Linked DNA regions of Mus musculus: region 2 is linked to region 1. A link is a contact called in ENCODE POLR2A ChIA-PET data. All regions are on one chromosome and are shown on one strand. The core of a region is the stretch at or near the end of the contact, and the rest is flanking DNA. Distances in the headings are between cores, read along the strand shown. Region 1 holds the start of Atf4 (activating transcription factor 4). Region 2 holds the start of Dnal4 (dynein, axonemal, light chain 4).

Region 1 (3,746 bases), core at 216-2,715:
AAAACAGCTGCTAGGATAATTGGCTGTTAGAAAGGAGGCCAGAAAAAGAAGTGCAAGCTTACACCACGTGGAAGGTTTCTGGGGAGGCACGTTTTTGTATAGCAAAAGGCAGTCATGTATCACAGGTTCAGGAGTTTAGCAAAGCAAGGGGTGGGCATACATCATAGAGTTAGGAACTCAGCATAGGTTAAAAACCATGGTTTGCAGGGTACATTATGCTTAGGGGACAGAAACTTGTAAGGGATGTCCACTTAATGTAGCAGTGTGGCTGCTGTTTTGGTTTCCAGAGCAAAGAGAGGACATAGTTACCCTTTTGTTGCTTTTGCATGGAAAGACTAGGTAACTTCTGTATGTGTGCACATGCACTTGTGACTTCTTTGGGTATAAAAACATCTCATTATGTAGGCCTCGTGTTTTATGGTTGGTTCCGTCTCAGTAAACAATAATAAAGGCTCCTCTGAGGAAGGAGGATGGAGTTAGGGATATAGGGACTGGAGAGTTAGGTTCGAATTAATAAATAGCAATCAATCATATAATCAAGGACGACCTTGAACTATGGTACCCGAGCGCTAGGGTTGGGTTGTACAAGGCTTGCAAATAATCACTGAGCAGTAAGTGGCAGGCACTGTGCCAGTTGAGTGGTATTTGTGTGAGTCACTTAAACAGAAGTGGAAACTCTTTTTAAGATTTCCAGGCTGGAGTTGGAAAGAGCCTCTCAGCACTCTCAAAACAGCATCCTTTATGGTGAGGCCTTGACCAGTACCTGGGGCTCCCGATCACTTAGGCGGCAGGCTCACTCATCAGGATGACTTCTTGGGAAGGTGATACCTGGAAGTTAAGGCTTGAGAGCCAACTGAATAAACCTGATCTTAAGGGAACTGACCCTATACAAACCGGCAGTGAGGGCCTCTATGATGGGAGGATGGGCATAGGAGGTTAGACCTGAGGTTAGGCATGTTTCCCCGGTTCAGGGGAAATCGCTGAACTGGAGGAACCGGAATATCTCCCAAGAAGACCCCAACACGAACGCCCTGCCTCCAAGTGCCGTCCCTGTCCCAGGACTGACAGGAAGCTGAAGGTTTGGACCAGCTAACTCAGAAGGGTCTCTCCACATGCCTGAAGCCTGCCCACTCGGTTCTGGAAACAACAAATACATGAAAAGATGGCTTCCAGCCCAAAGGTCACGCCTGGAAGCTGTTTGCTCGGTGCGGAGCGATGCCGGAGAGAGCAAATACACATGGATCACATCTGACAAGAGATGGCAGGTGTGACAGTCTGGCGCCCGGAACCTCTGGTGGCTCCTCCCTTTCCACGCAGACCCCTGATCCTAGAGCGCCCAGGTGCAGAGCCAATAGGAACTTGAGGTTTAGGTGACTCGCCACGCCTGGGCCAATCAGCTCGACGCGCGCTCCGACGGCGTCTCGCGTGATAACCTGGCAGCTTCGGCTTTGACCGTCAGAGCTTTGGCTAGGTGTCCCACCCCGCCTTGTAAGACACCGGAAATTCGTCAACGAGCGATCCCTCCGCGCTCCGGAACCAGACCGCGGCTGGTCGTCAACCTATAAAGTAGTGCACTTTTCTCTCATGGGGCCTTTAGGACGATCTCTAACGCCACAGTTACCCCCCGAGCACAGCGGAGAAGGGTTGGGGCGGGCGAGGGCGTCAGTGAGAGGCGGTTTGGTGGCGCTGCGGTAGGATCACGTGACCACAGTGGGAGGATACGCGGTGTGCTGCGTCCCTGGCCGAGGCTATAAAGGGCGGGTTTAGGGCGTGCCGCCGCCATTTCTGCTTGCTGTCTGCCGGTTTAAGTTGTGTGCTCGGGTGTCCCTTTCCTCTTCCCCTCCCGCAGGGCTTGCGGCCACCATGGCGTATTAGAGGCAGCAGTGCCTGCGGCAGCGTTGGCCTTTGCAGCGGCGGCAGCAGCACCAGGCTCTGCAGCGGCAACCCCCACCGGCCTAAGCCATGGCGTGAGTATGGGGCCGGCCGCGGAGGGCGGGGGCCTCGCTGTGGTTGGGTGCGGCCCGGGCGCGGTGGCCGGCACACGCGGTTTTACAAGCGGCCGGACGCGTCGGCCTTGTTTGCGTTGCCTGCGACGCCGGCGCTCCCGGGCAGAGCTGGGCGGAGGAGTGTCTAAAGCGCTACTGCTGCCCCTTCGTCCTGTCTTAGCTTAATCATCTCGGGCTCACCGGGGTCCCCGTGTCATCCTGCGAACGTGGCGATGCCCAAGATGGCGGTGGGGCGGGGGTGTGAGTCACGGGGGCGGGGCGCGGCGGCCTTGGCCGTATTAGGACGCGAGGACAAGCTGCTTCCTCTGGGTGGCCGGTGAAGCAAAGCTAAGCCTCCATCTTGTGCAACCCGAGCTGGCGGCCGGGGAGGCTTACACAATGGCCTTGGGCCCGCGTGCTCTCCCTGTAGACGCTTCTGGGATTTGGCCATCCGGCATCTTAGATAGAAAGATGACTGGACTTGCTTTTGGGTCCCCATCCAGGCTCTTCACGAAATCCAGCAGCAGTGTTGCTGTAACGGACAAAGATACCTTCGAGTTAAGCACATTCCTCGAATCCAGCAAAGCCCCACAACATGACCGAGATGAGCTTCCTGAACAGCGAAGTGTTGGCGGGGGACTTGATGTCCCCCTTCGACCAGTCGGGTTTGGGGGCTGAAGAAAGCCTAGGTCTCTTAGATGACTATCTGGAGGTGGCCAAGCACTTGAAACCTCATGGGTTCTCCAGCGACAAGGCGGGCTCCTCGGAATGGCCGGCTATGGATGATGGCTTGGCCAGTGCCTCAGACACCGGCAAGGGTGAGTAGGACGGCTGTCCTGGTGTGCCCTTTTCATATGGATCTGGTGTTCTAATGGCTTTCTGCCTCCCGAATATGACATGAACCGTTCACACCTGAATTTCTTTTCCCAGAGGATGCCTTTTCCGGGACAGATTGGATGTTGGAGAAAATGGATCTGAAAGAGTTTGACTTCGATGCTCTGTTTCGAATGGATGACCTGGAAACCATGCCAGATGAGCTCTTGACCACGTTGGATGACACATGTGATCTTTTTGCCCCTCTAGTCCAAGAGACTAATAAGGAGCCCCCTCAGACAGTGAACCCAATTGGCCATCTCCCAGAAAGTTTAATAAAAGTCGACCAGGTTGCCCCCTTTACATTCTTGCAGCCTTTCCCCTGTTCCCCAGGGGTTCTGTCTTCCACTCCAGAGCATTCCTTTAGTTTAGAGCTAGGCAGTGAAGTTGATATCTCTGAAGGAGACAGGAAGCCTGACTCTGCTGCTTACATTACTCTAATCCCTCCATGTGTAAAGGAGGAAGACACTCCCTCTGACAATGACAGTGGCATCTGTATGAGCCCAGAGTCCTACCTGGGCTCTCCCCAGCATAGCCCCTCCACCTCCAGGGCCCCACCAGACAATCTGCCTTCTCCAGGTGGTTCCCGTGGGTCTCCTCGGCCCAAACCTTATGACCCACCTGGAGTTAGTTTGACAGCTAAAGTGAAGACTGAGAAATTGGATAAGAAGCTGAAAAAGATGGAGCAAAACAAGACAGCAGCCACTAGGTACCGCCAGAAGAAGCGGGCTGAGCAGGAGGCCCTCACTGGCGAGTGTAAGGAGCTAGAAAAAAAGAATGAGGCTCTGAAAGAGAAGGCAGATTCTCTGGCCAAGGAGATCCAGTATCTGAAAGACCTGATAGAAGAGGTCCGTAAGGCAAGGGGGAAGAAGAGAGTTCCGTAATAGG
Region 2 (3,586 bases), core at 974-3,473, 480 kb before region 1:
GGAAGTGTAGAGAGCCCTAAAACCCAGGCATAAAAACTTGGATTCTACTGGATGCTCACAGTCAGCTATTGGATGGATCATGGGATCCCCAATGGAGGAGCTAGAGAAAGTACCCAAGGAGCTAAAGGGGTCTGCAATCCTATAGGTGGAACAACAATATGAACTAACCAGTACCCCCAGAGCTCGTGTCTCTAGCTGCATATGTATCAGAAGATGGCCTAGTCGGCCATCATTGGAAAGAGAGGCCCATTGGTCTTGCAAACTTTATTTGCTTCAGTACTGGGGAACGCCAGGACCAAGAAGTGGGAGTGGGTGGGTAGGGGAGTGGCGGGGGAGGGTATGGGGGACTTTTGGGATAGCATTGGAAATGTAAATGAAGAAAATACTTAATAAAAAAATTTAAAAAAAAAACAACCTTGGATTCTGTTTTTGCTCTCACATAACACAGGGTGGCTTTGAACTCACTGAACCACTGAGCTCCTGATGACCTTGAACTTGTGATACTGCTGACACAGCCAAGCCCTTGGGTTGCAAGCATCACGACCTTGCCTGGCTTCTTGGAGCTTTCAGGGTGGCTGGCAGCACAGAGGTTGGGGAGTTGGATTGACAGGGATGGCAGCCAGGAAGCTACAGCGATCAGCCCAGAAAACAGGCCTAAGAGGCCAGAATGGTCTCAGGAATGGGGAGGGTGTGATACCCCACGGAGAGAGAATCAAGGTAACTTGATAACTTTCTCAGAGGGATGAGCCTACCAGAGCATGGAAGAAACCAGGTAGAACAGATAGGCAGGCCAGCTTGATGCTAGCAGCTGGCAAAATGCAAATGGAGACATTTAGTCAGGAGGAAAAGATGGCAGAGTCATGGATGGTTGGAAAAGGGAAGCTATGAATCCTCGTATCACTGTACCAACCTCTTTCAGTTTCCTCACTCCTGTACCCCAAGAATTCCTAGCCACAGGGGAAGAGCAGAGCCAGACAGCAGGCCTGAGGTTCATCTGCAGACAGTGGCTACTGAGTGGGATACTGCGCAGGAAAGCACTGGGCTCTTCCCAGGAGGGAAAGTGTGAGGTCATAACAGACAAAAAGAAGAAATTAGGGGGTGGAGGTCAGTTTATAAAGTGCTTGCTACAAAAGTATGAAGACCAGAGTTTTCTATCCCAGCACCCGTGTAAAGGGCTGGGTGAGGCGGCCATGCCTGTGAGCCCAGCATTGGAGAGGCAGCTGAGAGGATGGATCCTTGGAAGCTCATTAGCCATGAAGCCCAGTGGTGAGCTCCTGGCATCAAAGAGGGAGACCCTGTCTCAGACAATAAGGTGGAGAGTGATTGTGAAAGACACCGAATGTTGACTTCCAGCCTCCACATGTAACTGCACACACAGGAACGCACATACACACAGAAAAAAGACAAGTGAGCAAGTACCGTCTACACTGGACTGGACCCTTTGTACTTCATTTGCCAAAGGAGATGAACTTCAGACTATTGGCTTTATAGATGCACTGACTGGTGCCCAGAGAGATCTTAGGTAGTTCTTACCAATGGGAATCCAACTTAAGTTTGCCAAATTCTTTGCATTACATAAAAGGTTAGGAGAACACACATCCTAAGGGGCGTTGACAGTTAAGTCCCACAACATCATGCTAGGACGTCAGAGTCCAAAAGGCCTTTGCGACCATTCAACCCAATTTCGACTTTATAGATGGGAAGACTGAGTGCCCCCCGTCGGGCAATAGTCAGCCTAGAATCCCAGAGTATCGCCAAATCTCCAAACCAAGTGATCTGGGACGAGGCGATTTAGACCACCAGTCAGCAGCGAGGTGGTGCGGGGACAAAGTGCAGTGGGAGTCAAAACAGGGAGGATGCGAGGGCATGGAGCTAAACAGGACCCAAGATGAGTGAGGAGGAGCGGCCTGCAAAGTGGTGCTGGTGCGCAATGTCACTGCCAAGCTCCGTGGTCTCCTACGTGGGACAAGGGGAGGTCCTGGGCCGGGAACCGCGGGCTGGGGACCTAGGTGGGGCCTAGCGTTGGGCCAGGCCTTGTCCGCCCCGCGCATCCTCCCGCCCTCCCTCAGGGCCAGCCCTCCCCGCCGCGCTGCCCTCCGCACTCCGCGCCCTCACCTGCTCCCGCGGGGGCCGGAGCCGAGGCCACAGCCAGCGCACCCCCGCCAGGGTTGTCAAGGAGCGAGCCAGAGTGTCTTAGCAACCATCACGGAAGTCCCGTCCCGTCACCGGACGTTGACAGCAATATCACTTATTATTGGTGTAGAGAAGTGCCAATTAATTCCGAAGGGGCCTAGGAGGCCGGAGCTTACGCGAGGGGCGTGGCTTAAAGACCGAGGAGGTGGGGCTTCGCTCATAGTCGTCTTAAGCCTGCCGGAGCAGCTGCGGACAGGCAGAAGTAGTCTTTGTAGAGGAACAAACTTCTTAAAGCTGTATTGCCCTGGGAGTTTTCGACATCGAAAATGACAAATGCAGTTTGTTGGTGTCGTGACGCTGATCTGCTATTTTACGACGACCGCAGGAGCCTGATAACCACCAGAACTTAGGTAGTGTTTTAGTCCTTTACAGTGAGTGACTGTCTCATTGATTCGCAACACAGTGCTTACTGTTAACAGCATCCGTGATCCCGTCTGGGCCAATGTGTAGAACTAGAGAGACTGAAGGAAAGAATCAAGGCATAACCTCAGAGAAGGAATCCAGATCTTTCCCTTGTGCAAACCCTCCAGGGTTGCTTTGTCCCAGGGGCTGGGAGACACCTGTACCATCAGATGCAGTTGTCTGGAACCTGCTTCTGATTCTTGGAAAGAAATGACCAAAGAGTGTTAGAGCCTCTTGCTGAGGGGAAGGTGAAGAAGAAGAATGGATCAGTGGAATGCCCCATAATCTAAACATTTATTCTATGCGTATCATGCAATCATTAATGAAGCCCCACTAGCTGGTGATTCTGCGGAAGGCACAGTTCAGAAGGTATAGAGCCATGAGAAGAAATGGAATCGTTTCCGCGTGCTTCTATAGCAGAGACTGGCAGGGTACTGGCTCTTTTTAAGTGGGACAACGAGGCGGGAAGAGCCCAAGATGACCAGAATGCTAATGGGAGCGGGACAGCGGTAGCTCCAAGAGGCCTGGGTGCAGGGTCAACGTAGTAGGAGTGCAGGGTCAACATAGTAGGTCAAGTAGAGGGGAAGACAAAGAAAGAAGCAGGGCAGAAGAAAGAGAGGTTTGAAACACAAGTGGCCCCTGGTGTGAGGTGAGATAGAGTCATTGGTTGCTGGAGAGCTTTGGGGAGAGTGGTAACAAGGTCTGATCTGGGACAGTGGATTAACCTAGCTTGAGTGTACAGACCCAGAACACACACATTGGGCTTGGTTTGAGACTTGGCAGCAGGAATTCAGCTCAGCACACGACAGTTCCTAGCTAGCCTCCCTGGAAAGTTCTGACTGTCTGTGGCGAATCTTACTCAGCCTTCAAATTTCCTTAATCCTCTTTTCCAACTTTCTCCAGGAGATGAAGGGCAGCCTTTGAGGGGGATGACGCTCTCACTTCTGTCACTTACACAAACGACTCCCCCAAAGGGGTCCTTGTTTGCCAT

Evidence for each region. ChIA-PET counts read pairs that join two places held with the same protein, here RNA polymerase II (POLR2A).
Region 2: POLR2A ChIA-PET joins it to region 1 with 11 read pairs in Patski. The contact joins the promoter of Dnal4 here to the promoter of Atf4 in region 1. POLR2A ChIA-PET finds 5 or more read pairs at or near these places in 2 of 5 experiments (Patski and embryonic stem cell).

What each region holds. Positions count from the first base shown.
Region 1 is chr15:80,253,719-80,257,464 of GRCm38, forward strand. Atf4 (activating transcription factor 4) reads left to right here and starts at 1,466. Exons shown (of 3, transcript NM_009716.3): 1 at 1,466-1,967; 2 at 2,489-2,803; 3 at 2,916-3,746. The coding sequence starts at 2,581. The coding sequence ends at 3,742.
Region 2 is chr15:79,772,244-79,775,829 of GRCm38, forward strand. Dnal4 (dynein, axonemal, light chain 4) reads right to left here and starts at 2,224. Exons shown (of 4, transcript NM_017470.2): 1 at 2,116-2,224. Gm30977 (a long non-coding RNA gene) reads left to right here and starts at 2,285. Exons shown (of 4, transcript XR_875488.3): 1 at 2,285-2,543.